Linked DNA regions of Homo sapiens: all the other regions are linked to region 3. Evidence: chromatin loops called from intact Hi-C (ENCODE). Cell type or tissue: mammary epithelial cell. All regions are shown on one strand.

Region 1 (8,000 bases), 580 kb after region 3:
CTCTTTATAGATTATTTGACACTTATGTCTAGCTGCCTTTAAGATTTGCTCTTTTATTTTGACCTTGGATAGCCTGATGTCTATATGCCTTGGTGATGTTCATTTTGTATAGTGTCTTAAAGTATTCTCTGAATTTCTTGTTTCTGGGTGTCTACATCTGTAGTACAATCAGGGAAATTTTTCTGAATTATTATCTCAAACATGTTTTCCAAGTTGGTTTCTTTTTCTTCTTTTCCTCAGGAATGCCTATAAGTCACATTTGGTTGCTCTCAATAATCTCATATTTCTTAAAAGCTTTGTTTTTCTTTCGACATTCTTTTTTCTTTATTTTATCTGTCTGGGTTAATTAGAAAGACTGTTCTTCAAGCTCTGAAATTCTTTTTTCTGGTTGGTATAATCTATTATTAAAGCTTTCAACTGTGTTTTGAAATTCCTTCAGTAAATTTTTCATTTCCAGAAATTGTGTTGTGTTTTTTAAAAAACATATCCAGCTTGTCTTTCAATTCCTGGTTTATTTTGGTGTTCCTTTGTATTACTTTTTAACTTTCTCTAGGATTTTACTGAACTTCTTTGCAATTTGTATCTTGAATTTTTTGCCTGTCATTTCAACGTTTTCATTTTGGTTAGGATCCATTGCTAGAGAGCTAGAGTGGCACTTTGGGGATGCCACAACATTTCGTTTCTTCATGGTGCTGGAGTTCTTGTTCTGGTTCCTTCTCTATATGTCAGTTCTTACTTTTGGATTTACTTACATTTGGGTGGGATTTTTTTTCTTCTCCTCTTGAGGCTATTACTGCTCCATCTGTTGCATAGGGTCTTTTGGTTTTGCTTCTATGTGCTTTTAGCAGGCTAAGGCACTGTATGAATTCCTTGGTTATAGACATCCTTAGTACAGTGGTTTTCTCAAGTATGTGTGGTCAGGCTTACTGTCTCCTATAGCAGTGGGTAGGTGGAGGTCTCAAGAGACTTATCTCATTCCCCAGCGGTGTTCACTTCTGTCAGCAGAAATTAAATTTGGTTGGGCAGTTCAACCTTCAGGCCAGGAGGTGGCACTTGCAGGTAAGAGCTGGCTGAGCGCTGTACAGTGATGTCAGCAGAAGTTGTGGTGAGTCATGCAGTTTGGCATCCATGCCATTAAGTGGGGCCTGTAGGTGAGATGCAGTTGCGGTGATGACTGGGATTTTTACTTGGCCTTTGTTGATGAGAGCAATACCAGGGTGTCCCTGGCAATGGACGAGACATGGGGCTCTCAGGGTTCTCGTTCTGCACTCTGCTGCCAAGGAGCTGGAGGGGGCAAAGCTAGGCAGGGCTAGCTAGGTGGAGCTGGATTGTGCAAGCCCATTACCAGGCTCTCTGAGTGCTGCACCCTTGAGGGGTTGTCGGGGAAGTCCTCAGGTCACTGGGACAACCCTCCAGGGAGGGATTGAGGCACTCCTTCTGCACCTGTCATGGAAAGAGGGGTGGCCATGGTTTTCAGCTCAGAAGGTAGGGGCCATAGGGCCTGTTCAGCTCTGCTCTGACACCTCTGCGCAGGTGGGTCTCTGTCACTGGCAACAGGCCTGACTTGTTAGGCTAGTTCCAAGCCGTCTGCACCCAGATCACCACACCGTCCCAAGCATCCCAGACCTCAAGGCTTCCTGTGGCAGAAACTGCAGCTTTCAGGCCACATCCTTCCTAGTCCAGTTTTGTGAAGGGAGCACCACTACACACTCTTCACTGTGCTTTGTCAGTGGGAGCTCCTCCCCACCTGGAGACAGTTCACAAATCTCTTCCCCATACCCACAGGTGGTGTGATTGGGTCCTGGGAAACTGGGACTGTGCCAGTAGTTTGTCCTTTGGCTCCTCAGGGTCAAACATTGGCTGTGATTTGGAGAGTAAATTCCTCCCAGGCTGCCAACAAACCACCCAGGCAGTGTGATGGAGGCTATGCCATGGGGACCGCATACCTCTCCTCCTCTGGGAATGACCAGACAGGCAGTCTGGTGAGGGCCTGGCAGGCATGGGGGCATGCAGTTCAGATGCACCTAGGTCCCACTGCAATGGCAGCCAGGCCTGTCTTGGGTGGGTGATCATCCCAGTCCCCACTCTCTCCCAGCTGGACAGACAGCAAGAGCTGCAGTCACCCAGGGCAGGATGCAGAGCCTTGGAGAGTAGGTGCCCAGACTCACCTTTTGCTGCAGTTGCCTCGCACCCTGAAGCCTTTTGGGTTCTCAGGGGTTCAAGTAATACCTCTACATATTCTCCAGGTAATTCCCTCTGCCAGTCCAAAGGTCTGCAGGTTGTGGGAACACCTGTAACTAGGATCTCAGGAGTCTGTGGCAGGAATGTGGTATCCTGAGGTTCCTTCACTTGCTCCTTTATTGGGTCCAGTCTGGGTCTGGGGTCTGGTCCTGATGCCAGGCAGCACCAAGCAGGCAGTGCTGCTTCCTCCTTTTTCAACCACAGTGTCTACTGTCTCCTCTCTATTACATTTCAGTGTTCTCTCTCAAAAGATCTATTGGAAGTGTGAAGGAACTCCATATTTTCCTCTCCGTGGAAGAAGCAAATTCCAGCTTTATCTACGCAGCTTTAATTCTGATACATATTATCAAATTGCTTGTAGCTGTTTTAAATTAAGGCATTGCTGGAGGTTTTTAGAACTTAGAAAAAAGTCCTGAAGTTTGCAATTCTTACCTTGTCCTGAGACTTTCTCCAGTCAATAACACTCTATTTTAGACAAACTTTCTTTCGGTTAACCTCTTATCAAAAGCTATTGACAATTAGAACTTTTCCTTTTCCTTCTCCAGGCCAGACTCCAAACATCTAGGAATGAAAAATGCCCATGGGCATAAGTGTCCTGAACATTCTTATGGATTTGGGTAAACATACTTCCTTTCATCTGGTGGGAATGCAACTATTTAAGTTTTTCCAAGGCTTTATTGCAATTTATTCTTTAGCTTGATGCTTATCAGATTAACTCTTCAATCTAAGTTACTGTATGAGTGTTGTTAACCATATAACACAGAGGCTATATTTAACGAGAATTATTTCATAAGGTTTCACCCTTCAAAGGAAAAAATCTAGTCTTGCCTGTGATATAAACTTTGGATTTTTATTTCAATCATGTATACACATTTTCAATCATTGTAGTAGTTATTAATTATACCACATGTGTATCCTTGATATATATTGGATTGCTAAGTATAAAATTTCCTATTACCTGTGTACTTAAATGTGTGATTTTTTTGAAAATGGAGAGAAAATTAACATATTTAAATGAAAAAATAAAAAAGTTTAAATGACAAAGGAGAGCATTTCTACATAGAAATTCAGAATCTCATATATTGTTATACAATATTTTACTGAAATATGTTGTTTACATTGCTTAGTAGCATGGTTCATGCATGTTTTTAGTTTTAACAAGAAAATTAAAGAATTGACATTGAATTCAAAGACAATTTTAATATTGCTGTTTTGATATTTACTGAGGCTTAATAAATTTGATAGGAATTCCAACAAAGAGATAATTTTCCATATAGGGTTAGGTTATTTTTATTTCTAAATAAGTAATTGCAGTGTGGGAATGATTTCCTGTATGTTTGCACACAAACCATTGTTTTTGAATAGAGTTGGTTCAAATTATCTAAAATATAATCAGAATATGAAACTCAGAACTCATTAATATAGGGGTTAGGTACAGTGCTCTGGAGGTCAGCTCTCTAGGCCTGAGGTCCCCTTGCTTTTGCCATTTCCTTGCTTGTAAAATGGAGACAATAATAGTATCTACCTGAAAGGTTAATGTGAGGATTCTGTGGATTGGTGCATATAAAGTCCTTAGATTAATACCTGGCACATTAGAGGTAGTCAGTGAATATTTGCTAGAATTATGTCCTTTATTTTTTTCCTTCTCCCCTATACTAGCCATTACCACAAGCAAGAAGATCATGAGTATGAATATTAATATCCAAGTGAAATATTCAATAGTAGATAAAATGAAAAATAGCAACCACCCAGTTTGTAGAACTTAATCTGTTCTTTGATGACTTTTGCTGCTTGTCCAAAAGAGAGTTAAGGAAACAAAAATAGGATTTATAGCTATTTATGGGAAAATGACAAAACATTTGGAGGGATTGTTTTGTCTCTTTTGAAGAAAGAAGCCTCTGGAACAATCTTGCACTCTCCGTGTCATTTCTTCATATTGCTGTTAGAAAAGGTGATCCAGGCTGGAGAAATCTAGACAGGTAATTTTGGAAAACAATATTTAACTTCTTCAGTGATAGCCAGGAATCTTTTGAATTTTGTTTGAATGTTACATGAATAAGTAGAACATTACTATCTTAATTTCTGGTTGATCAACAATATTTACTGGTAATTTTTGCCAAATTGTTTTCTTTGTATTCCCCAGTTACAGTCAACCATCACTTATTTAGATTGATAGGATCTGGTGGAAAGTTCAGGCTGCAAAGTATTCCAAAGTAAATTTTTATATAACAAAAGAATTACTTTTATATAAAAGCAGAACTATGACTAAAGCTGCATGAAATAATTATTACATAGTAAAGTTTGTGATAAAATCTTCCTTAATGAAGAGATACATTTTAGTTAGTTCACTAAGAATTGATGCTTCTCAAATACTTGAGAAGATTTGCACATAGTTGGCTTGGTGAAGGAGTTCATTCTCTTTGTAAAGCATGCTTGCTCTGTTTGATCCTTTTTGGAAAATGGTACAAAGGGAAATGACATAAGATTTAATAAGATTTTACCATCTAGCCCTTTCTATTTGTTTCCAAAGGGCCATATACATCCACTGATTTAACCTTTAATTGTTTTCACAAGGGGACTTTTTATGACCTAGTCATAGAAAATATAGGGGGGTCAAGTAAGTGAAAAAAAAACCACAAAAAACCTGTTACCCTGTGAATGTATGTTCTAGGAAGGCAATAAATGACTACATGAAAGACCAGTCACACTGAGTAAGAGCTGAATCACAGAGAGTCAACTCTAGTTTCTACCACGTACTGTAACCTTGGGCAAATGCCTTAAGGTCTGTAAGCCTCCATACTTATGTATGAAATAATTATGACACTAAAGCATATACATCATTGGGTTTTTGTGGGGATTAAATAATGTAACACAGACAAACAAATAAATAATATAATGCATACAAATGTGCTTAGAGGTGTCTTACAGAGTGATTTCATTAATTTCCAACACCTAATTCTTGCTGGTGATAGCCAAAGGCTCTGATCTTTCCTCCTAGAACCTTGTGTCTCATTCCTACTTACCACTTCATTTGAGTATCTCAAAAACACCTCAAATTTAACACGTCCAATTGGGGTGCTTAAATTTTGCCTCTCAAAACCCTGTTCATTACTTACCCTATCTTTCCCATCTCAGAAAATGTGTTAGCCCTTTTTTGTGGATATGTGTAGAGCCTTCTATTCGACCTATTTCATCTTTTGCTGTGGAGTAGTAAGCTGTCATCCTGTGAGTAAACTGTAGAGAGGCCCACGTGATAAGGAACCAAAGCCTCTAGCCAATAGTAAACCACAAACTGAGGCCTTCCAACAAACACGTGTCTCAGCCAGGAAACAGATTCTGCCGCCTCATTTGACCCCTGACCTGGCTTCCCACCCAGCTAATAGCTTGATTGCAGATTCATGAGAGACCCTGAGCCAGGAAAACACAGCTAAGTGGCTTTTGAATTTCTGACCTCCAGAAATTGTGTAAGATAGTAAACATTTGTTGTTTTAACTGTCTAGTTTTTGGAGAAATGTGTTATAAAGTGATAAATTACTAATGCAGATTTTGGTACCTGGAGGTGGAGTGTTACCATAACAGAACCTGAAACATGAGGGTGACATTGAAGCTGCACAGTGGGTTTTGAGGAGAGTGTTAGGCTTCTAGTACTTGAAGAAGATATGTCTAGAAACCTTATGGTCTTCAAGAAATGGCGTGAGGGCTTGTAAGAAAGTGAGGAAAATCTCAATGGGAAACGGAAGAGGGGAAATCTTTTTATGGAGTGTCAGAGTGTTTAGCAACACTGCTGTTTGCAGTTATGTGAAAAGTAGAAAATGTGCCTAATAAACCAGATGATCTAGCTAGAGAGATCCCTGACCACAGAATCTCAAGTGCTGCCTGGTTTCTTCTTGAGGCTTATAGCAAAATGTGAGAGAAGAGAGAGAAACTGAAGAAAGGACTGATAAAATGAGTCATGACTTTACAGTTTTAAGAATTCTCAGCCTCCCAAGATAGCGAACAATGCTCAAAGGAAGAAATGGCTTCTGAGCAAAGATCACATGCCAGGAAAATATGGTTCATGGATGAAGCTGAGAGCAGCACAGTCAAATCTTTTAAGACCTCAGAAATATCAAAGGTGGTGCCTCAGAATTGTATTCACTGAGACTCTAGTCACTCTACAGAGATGAAGGGTTGCCTCACAGTTCCTCCTCAATCAAGCAGTAGGATTTCTAGGGACCTTAAGGGCATTGACCTTCATCCTGTTGGTGGGAGCCCCAAGACTTGTCTTCTTTTGAAAAGATTTATAAATTTGACTTTTGTCTAATATAGTAGACTCCAATAAGATTCATAGGAGACCCACAAAATTTTTAAAAGAATTATACAAGCAGAAAAATCATGTATTTGGACTAAAAGGGACACAGAGAAAACAAGATGAAAAGAGGTCTTTGGACCTTTAAATTCTATGGCAGAAAGCAGGTTAAGAAAATGACTTAGCTTCAAAGATGTGTTACCTTTCATGAAAAAAGAAAGATTCAGATGACAGAACCAAGAGTACAGAAGGTAGACTCAAGAGCTGTAGAGAATTATTCTCAGGCCTTGAGTCTTCATCAAAGAACCTTTGACATTTCCTTGTCTGGATTTCATAACTGCTATGAACCAGTGATCTCAGTCTGCTGTTATTCACAACTTTGTATCGCTCCCTCTTATGTTGAACCAGCATTGAACTGTGTGACCAAAGTACACAGCAGATTTCATGGTGTGTCATTTTGACATTAGGTTATTGAAGACTGCTGCTTCCATGTTGAGTGCATGCTCTCTCTCTCTCTGTACTCCCACCCCCATCATTCACTTTTACTGAATATGTTGATATTTGCTTGTATGTAACCCTACAGGATTATTATTAATAGTATTAGTAATAGTTTTATGCATTATAGTATGCATAGTGCAAGTTTATGCCTGTTATCCTAGCATACATAATTGTTTCTTCCCCTTTCCCCCAAATGCCCTGGATTGAATAATAAATTATATGAATAAAATTATTATTAACATCTCTAGCATCTTACACATCTAGCCATATGTCCATTTACATGATCTAAAACCATACCACTGTGGAATGTGTATGTGAATGTGAGAAAGAGAGAGGAAAATAAAAGTAGGAAAAGACAGAGAAAGCTGTCCTGGGATCTAAGTATTTATCATATTTTTGTTATGTTTTTTACTATTCCCTCTGCCTTTCTGGCTGAAAAGTAATTAGGTAAGTAAGAAAAATCAGATACTATAATAAGTTGAGTGTTAAAGGTATAATTCCCATATTCTTATTTGGCTCTGGGAAGCTTAATTTTGAGGGTCAGCATAGCTGGTATCAGAAAATCCAACTTTTACATAGATGTTTCAAGTGTGTTTTGAATCCATTTAATTTTATATCTATTTTCTTTCATGCAGGATTTGAAATTCGAAGGGGAAGGCCTCAACGAATACATTCCTATGTCACTTTTAAAGACTGGTAAAACATTTGAGAAGTATGTCCCTTAATGTTGGATTTAATGCATTTTATTTATTTTGTACATATGTTTTGCTACTGATTGAGTATGGGCCAATTATAGATGATAGAGACCTCCTAGTTCACTTCACCTGAAGGGTCAGGTTTTTGGAAAGCATGACCCCATTTCATCCTAGGATACATTTGGGCCCCTTCATCTATATGATATTTCGGAATGGGGCATTACAGGAATGGTAATACAGCTGGGAGTTATATCTTACTTGTCTCCTAGAAAATATCA
Region 2 (8,000 bases), 1.0 Mb after region 3:
AAACATAATTGTTTTTCTTGGATTTTGAATTTTAAAAAGTTTAGAGAAAGAAGTGTTTAAGAGGAGTGTGACAGAAACAGATACTCAGGCTTTTATCAGTATCTACATAGAATGTGGAAATGGATTCTAGCCAAGTCTGTAAAACAGGGAGTTCAGTTCCCTATACTAAAAACAGGTATTTAAAACAGGAAAATTGCAGTTACTTATTTACCATTTATCTCTGGTGCTTCTTGCTCCTTGTTTCTGCTTGCAACCATCTCTACCCAAGAAAAAACACTTTCTGTTGTTATTGTTTGCTTTGTAAGAAGCTGCAGAAGTTGTCATGCAAATGTGAATTTGTTAGGAGAACTATTCAATAACCACCTAAGCCAGAATATCTTCCGAAAATATTATCAGAAAATCACCTGGAGAGCTTAGTAAAACACAACTTGCTGGACTCCCAACCCCAGAGTTTCTGACCCAGTAGCTCCAGGGTGGTGCCTGATACTCTGCATCTCTAACAAGTTGTCACGTGATGCTAATGCCTCTGGTCCAGAGACCACAATGTAAAAACTGCCTTAAGGTTAGTACCAAGTTGTCTCAGTTGGTCAAGTTCTCTCACTGTAATATTTCTGGCAAATGGTTCCAGGCAAGGTAGCTTCAATTACATCAATTTGATACATGAGAGAAAGAACTAGTTCCCATCTATTACATTTAGGAGACCTAAAAGTTTGGAATGGACTTGAGTCCACTTTCAAGTAGACAGTGGAAGCCTTGAAAGAGAACTCATTGCATCATCGTAGTGGAGAAAGAAGTCTAGGAGAGTGAACCTGTGTTTCACAGGGGCATGGTGCATTCAGCAGCAATGTGACTACTGCCATTAGAGTTTATCCCAAACCAGGAACCCAGTGCATGTTGCAGTCTCTGCTAGAGAGGTGCTGCATTTCATCATTAAAGATCCCTTAGAATACATATGATTTACATTTTTAGACATGAGCCACATTTCTGCTAATCCTTAGTTTAGGGGGGCTTGATACAACAGAAATTTCTTCTCTCACAGTTCTGTTGTGTCTTCCAGTTTCTGGTGGCTGTCAGCATTCCTTGACCTGTGGATATATCACTCTAATCTTAGCCTCTGTGGTCATCTTGCATCCTCCTTTTCTGTCTGTCACATCTCCCTCTGTCTCACTCTTATTAGGATACCTGCCATTGAACTTAGAGCCCACCCGGATAATCCAGAATAAACTCTTCTGCTTAAAATTCTTGACTTAATCACAGCATTTACCATATAAGGTGATATTCATTCTTTTACCATGTAATGTAATTGTATTGGTCAGGTTCTCCAGAGGAAAAAAAACAATAGGATGTGTTATATATAGAAAGGGATTTATTATATGGAAAGATATTTGTTAAAAGGAATTGACCTATATAATAATGGAGCTGGTACGTCCAAAATCTGCAAGGCAGGCCAGCAGACTGGTGACATAGGAGAGCCAAAAATCTAGTTTCTGTCTGAAGGCAGCCCGCTGTAGGACCACGGAGAGCCAATGTTGCAGATAAAGCCTGAAAGCAGGCTGCTAGAGAATTCTCTCTTGCTTGGGAGAGATGAGTCTTCTGTTCTAGTCATACCTCCATCTATTTGGATTAAGTCCACACATATTACGGAGCGCACCCTGCTTTACACTAAGTCCATTGATTTAAATATAAATCTCATCCGAAAACGCCTTCCAAGTTGACACAAAATTTATCATGACAGCAATATTCACAGTTCTGGAGGACAGGACATGGACATATCTTTTAGGAAGCCACCATTCAGCCCACAACATGCCTGTTCAGAATACAGAATGGCAGAGAAAAGGACCTTTCTGTTAAGTAAGCTTCCTATGCAGACTATCACTTGCTTGACATGAGAAGATCCTCTATGTGGCAATAGCTCTTCCAGAATTCCAGCTGGTCCTTTTCCTGAGGAAACTCACATGGTTACTGTAAAGTTCTGCATCTGGTCTACAGATTACAATTGGTCCTCATCATTTCCCAACTGTACTACTTGTTTTAGATTCCTCCCACCTCTGGAGAGCACCAGTACTCATGTATAAAGTCAGGAACTCACCCGCTAGGGTTATTCAGACCCTCATCCTTGGGGGGTCACAGCCAGTGGTCACCATGCTCTTAGGCTGAGGCTGCTGAATGTGCCCATTTTCTGTCAAAATTGAGCAAGGGAGTATCAAGAGTCAAGCCAGTGGATTATGGGGGGGAAAGCCAACATACTCGTACTTGTCACTATTGTGAAACTACTTCTTGCAAACCTACTTATTTTTGATGATAAGAGTCAATCACCTCTGCTGGGATGGAGACTCTTTTCCCTCCCGGCTGATGTTCCAACCATTCTTGGTTGAAATGAATGGGTGACAATCATAGTTTAAAGTTTATGGGACTCTTGCTGTTTCCCCTAGTAAAAGCATTTCCTCTCTGGGAACCAAGGCCTTTAACCTCACAGAGTCCAAGTTTGTGGGGAAGGGAAGCACAAATTGCCTAAGTGGGTCAATGGGTAGGTGGGTAGCAAAGCCACTCCTACTTCCTTATTTGATTTTGACCCATCTGCCACCTTATATGGCAAGTGAAGGTAAGCAAAGCCACCTCTACTTCTTTACTTGATTTTCAGACTTTGTATTTTTTTTTTTGGTGGTGGGGGACGGAGTCTTGCTCTTTCACCCAGGCTGGAGTGCAGTGGCGCAATCTTGGCTCACTGCAAGCTCCGCCTCCCTGGTTCACGCCATTCTCTTGCCTGAGGCCTCCCAAGTAGCTGGGACTACAGGCACCCGCCACCATGCCCGGCTAATTTTTTGTATTTTTAGTAGAGACGGGGTTTCACCATGTTAGCCAGGATGGTCTCGATCTCCTGACCTCATGATCTGCCCGCCTCGGCCTCCTAAAGTGCTACGATTATGGGCGTGAGCCACCATGCCCGGCCCTGGACTTTGTATTTTAACAAATTAGGACACAATGTCATATCGTGGTTGTTGATTTGGGGAGCATACTGCATCTGAAGGATGCCACCTCATCCTTTCTGGGTGTCATCCCTAAGTTCTGCCTCAAGATTACTTTAAAAGCCATTCCATCACTTCGATTATGCTGGCAGCTTCCCGGGGGTTCATGTGATAGAAAAAGTAGATACCATGATTTTATGTCCACTACTACATCTGCTTTGATGAAGTGTCCCCCTTGGTCTGGTGCCATGTTACACAGGATCCACGTCTGTAAGGCCTAAGATAGTGGGGCTGGCTGAATCTCTGCAGGCAAGAAGCAAAGTCATATCTGGAATATGTGTCAGTTTCAGTCAAGATAAATTGCTGCTCCTTTCAGGGTGGAAAGGGTCAAGTTAATCAACTCACAACCAAGTTGCTAATTGATCTCCTAGAGGTGTGGTGCCATATTGGGGGTTCAGTAAGAAGTTTGGACATTCAAAAGCAGCAATAACAAGGTCAACTTTGATGAATGGGGGATAATGCTGTTGAATTTGTGCATAGCTTCCATTTCTGCAATCATGGTTACTCTGTGCATGCACCCAAAGGATCAGCACTGGGTTAGCCAGTGACAGGGGATGACTGATATCCACTGGCTGAACCATTCTGCCTACTAATGGTTTAGTGTTTTTTACATGGTGACCGTCCACTGGTGAACGTGAACGTGCAATATAAAAGTCATCACACTTTTCACCTGTACCTATACCTGTAGGTTTATCCACATCCCTCTAGCCCAGACCTCCTTATCCTAAATTGTCCAATATTGATACTTCCAGGTTCCTGACCAATCAGTCAAATCATTTGCAATGTCTAACGAGTCCATATATAAATTTACAAGAGGTTAGCTTCTCTTCCATACAAGAGAGAAATCAAGGTGCACGGTGTGAGGCGTTCTCTTTTAGAGCATTTTCTTTATCTCTATCTCCATGGCTGACACTGACTATAGCAATAATGTAGCAGTGAGCTGCGTTTTTTTTTTTTCTTAGCTTGCTCTAGCATACCAACTTAACTCATCCTTGAGCCATATTTAGACTTTTTTTCTAAATATGTTGTTAATATCCAATTGACAGTACCTTACTACCCTCATTGAAAAAAATTTTGATTTCTGTACATATGCATTTATATATAAATACAAATAAGTTCATATATATTCTCCACATGTTATGAATGTTTGTATATGCACAAACACAAATACAGCATATCTCAGGAGATTAAACTCATAAATGAATTACTTTCAATATGAAGAACATCAACAGGTAGATTCAGCAACCTCCTTATTGCAATCAATGAGTAATACAAACTTTATATCTAAATGCAGAAAAAACACTTTATATTATTTTATTGTAGTTCTCAAATTAGAAACACTTTGCAGTATAAATAAGATGGTTCATACTCAGGTATCATTATCAAAATATGTGAAGAGATTTCCTAAAATGCAGCTGAACAATGCATCATCCCTGGGTCATAATTTTACTTAAATTAATAATCAGTCATGGCTTCAGTAGTTTTTAATTGTATTTTTCTGGTGAAGAACAGAAAAACTACCTGTTCCATAATTGTAACAACTTCTAAATAGATAGTTCAATTTTAAAATGCATATTGGCATATGAAACATGACACTCTCCAATTGTAAGGAGCTACTAACACTCTTCTCCCACCATCTGAAATCACAGCTACAATTCTGTGTCATTTGTACTTGAGAAATGCTAAGGAAATTTGTGAATTCCCATTAAACTCATTCTCTTATTCTATGGGAAGGAAAATAACTTCAGCTTCAATATTATATTTTGTAATTTGATATATGCTTTAGAGGAGAACATAATTCAGATCATTTCACTGTGTAGCTATACTTTTGGAACGACTGAAATATAGAGTCAATGATCTTAAAACATGCAAATAAGTAAAGAGGGAAACGACTGGCTGGTTGCTCTTAACCCATTCACATTCTGCCCAAAGAACACTAGGGGGCAGCGGAGTGGGCTGGTGAGGAGTGCATGGTGTACTCAATGTATACCTATGGGTGGGAGGAGGTGTAGAAAGAAAAAATGGAGTATTTCAGAAAGAATGCAGAATTATTTTTCTATACTCCTCGATTTTTTAAAAACTCCCTCGTAAATTCTGAGGGCCACCATGAACCATGAATTCCAGCAGAGGAAATTTTAGCAACACAAGCTGAGGAAAGATCAATTGCAAGCAAGGCAAAAGTGTACATTGATCAAGTGTCAAGTGAGATAATACAGTTTAAGAACGACAAACTTACCTCTACCATTTCACACTTCAAATTATCTTTATAAATCCCTAAATTAAAGGAGAAAAACTACATGCATTTACAAGTTACTTCACATGCAACATCCATGGGTGCCAATTACTCTCTTGTTGTCTCTTTCTAATATTATTTTAAAAGGAAATTCTGGCAGATTCTTAATTCTTTCAGTACGCAGTGGTACTGACATTTGGATGATTGACATTGTAAGGAAATCCGTTTGTAGTCATAGACTTGTGATAAACGTCTTAAGATCATTGCACAATGCAGTTACTTTGCTGGACAAACCTTTCAAAACACAGGATCCAAGAAAGAAAATATATTAATAAATAGGATCGCTGAAGTAAAGGAACACGTTTCTAACATTGAGTCACAAGGCCTTTACTAATAATAGAGGAACAATTAGGGGCAATAATCGGGTCAGCTGTTTCTCACTTTTTCTTCTTCTATTGCTTCCCATTCATTCATTCAATACATATTTCTTTGTTGTGCTAGTCAGAGGTATGTGTGGATAAATATAACAGACATGGTTCCTGTGATTTTGGGGATTGTGGTCATTTAGAAATTATAGTTTCTGAGGCTAAAATTTTCATTCATGAGAGGAGATATAATTTAGAGATTAACACCTTTCCTATTACAAAAATCACAGTACATAATCATTCCTCTCCTCATTGGTAACAACTGTACATGAATGCTTCAAACGTTTCTATTTTTTTTAAAAAAAGAGGAGGTGTTAGGAAGAATGAATGTAAGAGAAAGTGGTAACTTATTGTTTCTCCAGAAAGTAAGGAAATGCTAAAAAATCATGTTAATGAGCATATTAAAAGGACAGTGTTGCCAACTTGAAAGAGCCCTGTCTTAGTCCATTGTGTCACTATAACATAACACCACAGCCTGGGTCATTTATAAAGAAATTGATTTCTCATAGTTCTGGAACTGAGAAGTCCAAGGTCCAGACACCAGCAGGTTTCCTTGTGTGATGAGACCAGTTGGTCTGTTTCCAAGATGGCATCCTCCAGAGAAGAGGAAAGCTGTGTTCTCACGTGGCAGAAGGGCTGGAAAGGTAAAAGGGACCAAACGTCCTCATCAAGCCGTTTTACAATAGTGTTAATCAATTCATAAGGGTGGGGCCCTTCTGGCCTAAACCAGGGGTCCCTAACCCATGGAGTGCAAACTAGTACCAGTGTGTGGCTTGTTAGGAACCGGGCCACACAGCAGGAGGTGAGTGGTGAGCAAGTGAGCATTACTGCCTGAGCTCTGCCTCCTGTAAGATTGGGGCAGCATTAGATTCTCATAGGAGCATGAACTCTATGTGCTCCTTATGAGAATCTAAGGCATGATGATCTGAGGTGGGATACTTTCATCTAGAAACAATCCCCCCTCTCCCCTCCCCCCTCTCTTCTTGGCCATCTGTGGAAAAATTGTCTTCCACAAAACCAGTCAGACTGGTCCCTGGTGCCAAAAAGTTTTGGGACCACTGGCCTAAACATTTCCCCAAAGGCCCCACCTTTCAACATTGTTGCATCAGGGGTTAAGTTTCAACACATGAATTTTGGGGGACACATTCAGAGGATGGCAAGCCTCAGCTGTCCCAGTCAAATCTGAGATAATTTGAACATCAAAATAATTATCAGAGAAGCGGATTATAACTCATTATATAAGAATTTATATGAATATAAATCAATAAATACATCAATAGAGAAAAGGAGAACATCTCTTTCCTCAAGTAGAACACTGACATAAATATGCAAACATGAGGTTAGAAAATCATCAATAAAAAGTAAAACTCATGGTGCAAATTTGTTAAGGAACAAGATGTTTACATAGGCTCACAGTATCTCTCAGTAACTTACTTATTAATAACAGGGAATATTAACTTTACAATATAAAGACCTAAGTTGATCCCACATTAATTCAGTCTCCAAATATTACATCACTAATATTTGGATTAACTGACAGCATGCACTTTCTAATAAAATGAGATAAAAAGAAAACATGTTTGATGTATTTCTACTAAAAATGCATAATCTGAATTCAATTATGACAAAACATCAGACAAACCTAATCTGAGTAGCATTCTACAAAATAAAAAAAACAAAGACAGAGGAAGTATTTCAGATTAAAGTTGATTAAAGAGATATTGCTAAACTAAATGCATAATCGTGGCCTTGATCTTGAACTAGTAAAAAAAATGTAGCTATAAAGGACATTATTGAGATGATTGATAAAACCTAAATATGAATGGTACATTAGATAATGGTATTTTATTATTGTTAAATTTCCTGATAATGATAACTGTACTGTGGTTATGTGAGAAAATATTCTTTGTTCTTAGCATATGCAGACTGAAGTATTTAGGGGTAAAGGGACATGATATCTTTAACTTGCTTTCAAATAGTTGAGAAATATGTTTTATCTATCTATCTACCTATCTATGTTTTTATCCAGGGAGACAGTATGAGAGAGAACAGTAAAGCAAGTGGTAAGGCAAAGTGTAAATAAATCGTGAATGGTAATAGTGAATGGTGAAGAGTACATGAGAGTTCCTTTTCTTATTCTTGCAAGTTTTCTGCAAGTTTGAAATTATATCAAAACAGAAAGCTTTATAAAAAAGGAAATAGGTATGAGAATTCTTTGAATAATAAATACATACTTGTAATTTGAAAGTTAGATACAACAGAGAATTTTCTAGGAAGATAGGTAAATAAATATAAATGATCATGGAAATGCAGAGC
Region 3 (8,000 bases):
CCTTTGCACTCACTGGTTTCTCTGCCTGGAATGTTTCTCTGGTAATGCAGATGCCACCATATCCTTGGAGACATCCTTATCTCAACTGCAAACCACCCTCCCTCTCAGCACTACCTAACGTCTTTGTTTATGTTTTTCCTTCAGCCCATACCATTCATTATCTACCATACTATATATTTTACTTACCTTGTTTATTTTCTCTCCTCTGGAATACAAAGTCCACAAGGGCAGAGATTTTTGTCTTTTGTTTTCATGGTTCTAGGCTCAAAACCTGTAACAATGCATGGCACACGGAAGATGTGAGAATTTGCTGAATAACTGAATGGCACCATGTTGCCTCACCTAAGGATAATGACTAAGAATAGGAAAAATTTACTGTGCAAAGATCAGTTCTTAATAGCTGTCTACATCTCAGAACAAAAAAAATTAGATGTAAACCATTGCACAAAGGATTAGATGAAATTTTTTTGAAAAATCAGACATTGGAGGTAAGTATTGCCATAAGCCATATAAGCAAAACAATCAAATCTCTGGAGACACTGGAAAATAAGATTGATTGTAAATTTGCTGCTGACGTTTACCATTGCTCTGCATAAATGCAAAAGGAAGCGCTGGCCAACTTCTCATGGGTTTCCAAGTCCAGGTGTCTAAAATTTGGCAGAGCTGGGAGGACTGCTTGAGGCCAGTGGTGCAAAATAAGCCTGGGCAACATAGTGAGATTCTGCCTCTAAAACAAAACAAAATAAAAGACAAAACAACTAATTCTGTTTTTTAAAAAAAAAAAACACACAACAGCAAACTTGACTATAAAGATTATTGCTGGGCACGGTGGCTCAGGCCTGTAATCCCAGCACTTTGGGAGGCTGAGGCGGGTGGATCACCTGAGGTCAGGAGCTCAAGACCAGCCTGGCCAACATGGTGAAACCCTGTCTGTACTAATAATACAAAAAATTAGCCGGGCATGGTGGTGCATGCCTGCAATCCCAGCTACTCGGGAGGATGAGGCAGGAGAATCACTTGAACCTGGGAGGTAGAGGTTGCAGTGAGCCGAGACTGCGCCACTGCACTCCAGCCTGGGCAACAAGAGCAAAACTCCGTGTCCAAAAAAAAAAAAAAAAAAAAAGATTATTATATATAATCATTCAAGGCCTGTATGACTCAGTTCCCTTAGAAAAATGTCATAATTTTTATATTACTGAATATTATTGGCGTTATTTGTGTAGCCCACTTAAGTGAAGTCAATAACATGATTAAGTGGCATATTATCTTCATGTCAGTCAAACGTTATTTGGATTTTATAAGTTAGGGTGAGATACAAATAAGTGAAAATACTTTTTCTAATGAATAATGATGAATCTAAAATAGGATTGACTTGGCTGGGCATAGTGGCTCGTGCTTGTAACCCCAACACTTTGGGAGGCTGAGGCAGTAGGATTACTTGAAACCAGGAGTTTGAGACCAGCCTCGGCAACAAAGGGAGAACTCTTCTCTAATAAAAATAAGAATAAAAAATTAGCCAGGTGTGGCAATGTTCACCTGTGGTCCCAGCTACTTGGGAAGCTGAGGCAGGAGGATCGTTGGAGCACAGGAGTTCAAGACTGCAGTTAGCGGTGACTGCACTCCAGCCTGGGCAATAGAGCAAGACCCTGTCTCTAAAAAAAAAATAATAATAAATAGGACTGGCTCGCATATGTATGCAACTATTTTGTTACCAGTGACAGAATACATGTGATGATGTTTTCTAGTCTTGTGACTGGTTTCTTAGTTGTATGTTTTATTTTTAGAATTGTTGTTTCCAGGCTGTGTTGTTTGGAAACTCAGCTGACAGATGTATGAATCTGATTCCAGAGTCTCTGAGAGCTGGAAAGGGCCTCAGAGATGGTTGGGACTGATACTCTTGCATTACAGGTCAGGAAATACAACCCAGAGACAAGATGAAACTTGCCCAAGGACATAACAGCCAGCCTGTGGCTAGGCTGATACCAGATTCCTGTTCTTCCCATTCCAGTCGCATGCTACTCAGGAAACTCATCAGCATTCCCGAATATTGAGTGTTTCCTACCTGTTACATTAGCAGTTTTTGAGAAGGGTATATATTGTAGTTAAATTAATCAGCTTTGGGAAAATATGGGTGCAGCATGGGAATAGAGACTGTCATTTGAGAATCATTGCAGAAATGACAAAACCCTGAGAATGAAGAATGGGCCTGCAATAGTCCTGGCACTTTGCTCTTCCACCAAACTGAACTGTAGCTCAAAGGACAATGACTTCACGTCTGTCACTCTAAAGCCTGTTCTAAGATCACATCCCCTCTGGCTCTCCCTAGATACTTCTGATTATAGTTGGTAATCATGCCCATTAAATGTCTTTGGTTTCTTGGTACACAGAGAGAAGGTAAATAATGGGTTCATGATTTAGGTAAGAATACACAAATATTTTTCACACTATAAATCTGTTTTCTATTCAGTTAAATATTAGACCATCTGGTAATGGAGAAAATGTTTGAAAATCCACCTAGTTAACCTAAAAGTTTGCATTTCCTGCCTTTGGGGCTTTGAATTTTTAAGTTACATGTCTTCGTAGATGGTGATCAGGATAAAACTAATATCTCTCTTAGATGAATCAAAATTCACCCCCTTGGGCAAGGGAGGGACCCAGCCTTTCTTTAAACATGTGGTTGCCTGAGAGTTGAACAAAACTGGAATAGGGAGAGAATGGCTTTGCCATGCTGATCATGGTATTGTGGAGATTTAAGAACTAGTGGCCAGGCGAGGTGGCTCACGCCTGTAATCCCAGCATTGTGAGAGGCCAAGGCAGGTGGATCACTTGAGGCCAGGATTTCGAGACCAGCCCGGCCAACATGATGACCCTGTTTTTACTAAAAATACAAAAATTAGCCGAGTGTGGTGGTGTGTGCCTGTAGTCCCAACTGAGGCATGAGACTTGCTTCAACCCAGGAGGCGGGGGTTGCAGTGAGCCGAGATTGTGCCACTGCACTCCAGCCTGGGTGACAGAGTGAGACTCTGTCTCAAAAAAAAAAAAAAAAAAAACTAGTCAGAGCTGTTGAGGTGTTGAGGCACCTGCTACTGATACACACTATAAACGTGGAAGATGATTTTCATTTTTGTAGTCATGAGCAGGATACTGTATAATGTATAATTGTTGGACATTAAAGAAAACAAACTCCTTCTTGTCTCCTTAGGCTCAGAGCCACTCAGACATTGGGAAGCAAGTTTGTCAAGATGACAGAGAACCGAGGTAATGGATTCGAGTGATGAAACAGGAAGTTCATTCATGAGTTTTTGGCCACACCTCCAAAGTGACGACTTAGCCAGAAATGGGATAACTGGGTTTCCCTACTTCTCTTTTATCATCCTCAATGAGAGTGACCAAATATTAGAGCTAGATGGAACCTTAGTGAAAATCTGGCTACTCGTCCCGTCCCACCAGCCTGCCACCCATTTCAAGTTTGAAGAGACAAAGACACATGGACCTTATGTAATTACTGGGGATTACCCCAGGAGTCTGTGGCAAAAGTCAGCTTCTTCCCTCCCTGCTTCCCCGCCCTGTCTCTGGTACTTTCTACCAACACTGGGCTGTTTCTGTGATCACACTTAAGCGTACCTAACCTGCGAATGCTGTATAGAAGGTGCTAATGAACATGATTTAGCTTTAACACTCAGTTTTCTAAAGGGACACGTGGGGGCAGCAAATGTTTAGGCAAAAACAATTCCAGTTCTAGCCTCTACTGTCTACATATGTGTATACATTTGGGAAACGTTTGGGAAAGGGATATTTGAGAGCTTCTTTTTCTTTTTTGTGGTTTAGTTATTTGATGATATTGAGATTGTTTCTGAGCCATGTGCTTCAACATCGGATTGGGGATTTCAGAAAAAGTTTTAGTCACTGTGATTCCATTTAGCTTCCAAATGTGTCTCTGCTAAGAGACTTAAAAGCACTCATAAATAGCACGTGTGTCTTCTTTGCAGTGTTTGCTAATTTTGAGTCACATCTTTTTAGAAAATCATGAGATTTGGTGTCACAGAGACTGGAATAAATATAGTCAAACTTATTGGTGAAGATTTCCTTTAGCTGTTTTCATAATCCATTTCCATTGTTATGATTATTGATGAATAAAACATTTTCTTTAGGTAGATACTTCTTTTTTCCCCCCACCTTGATTTAATGTTTCCACTCTTATTGTCAAGTTTCTTATTACTCCCTAATAACTCTCAATAAAATAATGATTCCTGGGAGATTATTCCTGCTTTCCTACTATCACCTGTTGATTTGAAAAGACAGAACAATACCGTAGAAGCTTCACTAATACATTGAAAGATAAAATGATAATACTAAATACTAAAATATGAAAAGTGATACTAAAAGTGGAGTCCTGGCACTAGTATTTTTTTTTTTGAGTCTTTAAATTTTATTTATTTATTTTTGAATTTTTTAAAATTATATGTTATGTTCTGGGATACATGTGCAGAACGTGCAGGTTTGTTACATAGGTATACAGGTCTGGCACTAGTATTTTGTTGCCACAAAATATCAAGCATGTATCCAAACTGCTCAAGACACATTAAAGACACAGGTAATCTGTAGGCATATTCAGGCTTGTAGTTTGCATTTTTTGGTTTTCTTGTGGCTTTCAGTGCAAGTTGAGGTAATTCATGGGAAACAGTCACCAAAGAAGTGCCAGTATTAGAAATCCAAGAGCCATTTCTCTAGCTTCTTCCAGAATCAAGACTTTAGAGGTAATTTCTATCAACACTGGACATTTCCTGTCTGCAATTAACAATGAACACATAGCATTATGTTTAATTGCAACCTGTTTAAAGCAGATTGGATGCTAAGGTTTAAGAACACTCTTCAGTCAAAAAGGTCTTTTAATCAGGTTTTTAATCTTGAGCACAATCTAGGACACAGCATCATAGACTAACTCATTCGAGAATAGGTGTTGTCATCTAATCCTAACCACCCCCACCACCAACAAGCTGAATAGCTCTGGGCTCAGTATATACATTTGTACTGGGCTCAGTACACACACCTAAGCTGGGTTCAGTATATGCCACTTTATAGTGAGAGGCATTTTGTAATGAGAGCTCTGGGTTCACTATATACATTTGTACTGGGCTCAGTACACACATCTAAGCTGGGTTCAGTATATGCCACTTTATAGTGAGGGCCATTTTGTAATGAGAGCTCTAAGGCTCTAAAATTCTGTGTTTCTGCTAGTTTCTTCCTCAAGATAAAACTGTGGAACTCATAGTGAATTCCCTCTCTTTGGGCAGTTTGAGCCAGGCCGCTATTTAATCACAACATCACAAGTCAGATTTTTCCTACCTAGTGTTGGCAGTGGAACACACCAGAACTGCTAAGGCCAAGGAAATCCCATTTTTTGAAGAGGCTTTCCTTTGTTAGCTTCTCTTTCTAGTAGTAAAGGTAAAAGAAAAATAGATGTTAAAGATATAAATATCTTAGGGGGTTTTTATTGGTATAAATATTTGTACACAAAAAGAATATGTAATGTAAACTGGATATGTATTTTTTACATTTTACTTAACCTGAATTTTACACAATCTTTGCTTGAATGCTCCAACAATGAAAGGAGAAAATATGTATTTAAACAATTTTTAAGTATTTATTCTTTATTCAGGACACTTGAGTTTCATTCAAGCTATAGTTTTAAAATGTAAAAATGCTGAGAAATTAAAAGCAGTCAAATGCTTTTGTCTGAGTCTTTGTTCAAGGAAGTATCTTAGACAACTTTGCCTTAAAAGTTCTTGAGGCAAATGAAAACCAGTTTTTCAGAATTAGAAAGACCACAATTAACTTAGTATCCTATAACTTTGGTGTTTTAAAAAGTAATTCTCAAAGGGGTGAGTCAAGTCAGAAAGAGAACTGTGTGTGTAAATTGTCAGGTTTTGACGTTTGTTTCCAGCCATTTCCAGAGAGAAAACTTCATTTTTATTCTTCTCAGCAGCACATTTCAAAGGAAAATTGTACAATTCTTATATTCACAATATCACAGCTAAAATTATCTAGTATAAAGACTCTACGATTTACATCGTAAGATTCAGAAAGAGCACATTTTGAGTTTGAAAACAAATGAAGTGATATGTGCTACGTCAATTTTTTTAAAAAAACCTCATATACTTGATCAGGCCTTATTAAATTGTCAACTTAAGTTTCTAATGCAACTTCCTGTGTTGACATAAATACAGAAAAAACAATACCATTTGAAGAGTGCCTCCCCAGGGTTCCAGAGCCTGGAACAATTTAATAAAACAATTAAGTACTGTGTTATTGGGGGTGGGGGGGGGGGAGGAATGAGCTTTTAAAACCAAACCAAAACAAAACCAAACCTCTCCAGACTGAGAATCTTTGAGTTTTGAACATGTGATTGGAAATCCAGAGGTAGCCTGCCTGTCATTTTGAGATCCTTGATAAGTAACCTTGCACAGCCTCAAGAGACTCATGGGCACGGCACTTTTACTGGAGAGCTCTCTTTTCAGCAACACGTGCAAAAGTGGTAAGGTTCCATTATTAAGACATTGCCAGCGATTAAAACATGGAAATCTGACAAGTTTTAACAGCAATCGAAGTGTATTCTTTTCAAGTGTGTGGTTTTGAGAAAAAGCAGTGGAGTCTGGAGTCTGCAGGTCCCGTCGGGCACATCAAGAGGATGTGCTTCCTTTAGGAAGGCAGGAAAGGCAAAGAGAGTGTCTCCACTTTAAAAAACATGGCCTTACCTCATATTGCAAAATTAAAGTGACAAATCCTGGAGAAAATCTCAGAGCACGCATTACAACCAGTCCCGCCATTAGTCAACTAAGACAAACTGAAAGTAAACGGAGCCTTGTCCGAGTCTATCCGCGACCCTGGGCCCCTCCAGGCAGTGGGAAAACCGGGCGGACACTTCCGGGCCTGCACAAAGGGAACCAGGACCGAGCCCTGGAGACTAGCTGGGGCTTTGCGTGGCAGAAAGTTTCGAGGCTTCCGGCCCAGACTTTCAGGAGACTTGCATCCATTTAGGAGACTCTCTGTCTCCACCAGCCTCTAAATTCTGAATGGGAATAAACTCAATCGGCTCTCCACCCCCCTGCCCGCCCGGGTTTGGCGCCAGGGCGCCCTCCCGGCAGAGGCCCGAGCGCAGCGTGAACCGCCAGCCCGGCTGGGGCGCCCTACACTCGGCACTGCAGTCCCCGCCTCCCGCCGCAGCCCAAGGGGGCAGGCCTCGGAGCCACCCAGCTGGGCCACCCGGGAACTGGCTGAGTCCGCAGAGCAAAGGGGCGGCGGCGGCGCCGAAAGCTGGAGCGCGCTGCGAGCCAGCGGCCACCGCACCGCCGGGAAGCGACGCCCACCTGTTTGCTCAGATATTGCCATTTCCAGGCCATGACACCTGCACCCTGAATGGTGACTAGCCTTCTCACCCGAGGCAAGGCCGAGCCCCGGGGCACACATCCTCGGGTTGACTACGTGGCCAGAGGGTCAGCGGCCCAGACCTCCAGCTGCGTGCAGAGCAGCGAGCCCAAGGCGCGCTCGCTTGGCTGTGGTGCCTGAGGCTGGGGCTGCTGCAGCTCCCCGAGGCCCGCTCCAGGAAAAGACATCCGAGCCTCTCCACCTAGCCACTCAGGGACCTTTACGTACAAATGTAGGACACTTGCCTCTCTGGTGGGGAAAATGTTGGAGAGGGTGCTGCCATTGGGTGCGCGCCTGGTCAGCGAACTTAATCTAGCGAGTTTGGGATGGGGAAGTAGGATGGAGAGGAGAGCGAAATTTCACTCCCTCTAATTTAGCAGGAGGAAGTCCATGATCGAGGATTCCTGGCTTTTCGGACTTGAGATTCAAAGAACAAGTCCCAGGCGCATGGGCTTAGCGAACGAGACTGAGACGTTAAAGTAGCGCGCTAGGAGTTGGGAAGGGAGGAAAGAAAAGACAGAAGACGGGAAACGAGAAGAAGAATCGCAGAGGTGGAGTGGAGTTATGCCCAGTCC

The links. Peaks named below come from ENCODE experiments on the same cell type or tissue, not always from the same donor. Only the 100,000 strongest peaks of a DNase experiment are listed, where the experiment ranks them.
Region 1: it touches region 3 in a loop (11-fold over the local background); 2 of 110 quality-filtered maps call a loop at or near these places.
Region 2: a loop joins it to region 3, with 7 times the contacts of the local background. A loop is called at or near these places in 13 of 110 quality-filtered maps.

The regions. Positions count from the first base shown.
Region 1 is chr6:9,845,256-9,853,255 of GRCh38, reverse strand. It overlaps the pseudogene OFCC1. Among named protein-coding and RNA genes, the nearest start is that of TFAP2A-AS2, 560 kb to the left of the region's middle. In mammary epithelial cell, a CTCF peak has its summit at 1,042 (motif pointing right); DNase peaks (open chromatin) are centred at 1,115 and 4,945; H3K27ac peaks cover 1,269 bases.
Region 2 is chr6:9,410,117-9,418,116 of GRCh38, reverse strand. No RefSeq gene overlaps it. Among named protein-coding and RNA genes, the nearest start is that of HULC, 760 kb to the right of the region's middle. In mammary epithelial cell, a CTCF peak has its summit at 4,982 (motif pointing right); no DNase peak of the experiment used is centred here.
Region 3 is chr6:10,425,516-10,433,515 of GRCh38, reverse strand. LINC00518 (long intergenic non-protein coding RNA 518) reads left to right here. Exons shown (of 3, transcript NR_027793.1): 3 at 3,203-5,731. It overlaps LOC107986564 (a long non-coding RNA gene), which reads right to left and starts at 7,088. Exons shown (of 2, transcript XR_001743960.1): 1 at 6,756-7,088; 2 at 5,235-5,433. RefSeq lists a silencer at 7,103-7,372. In mammary epithelial cell, CTCF peaks have their summits at 3,703 (motif pointing right) and 7,182; DNase peaks (open chromatin) are centred at 1,915, 3,305 and 3,695; H3K4me3 peaks cover 779 bases; H3K27ac peaks cover 6,235 bases.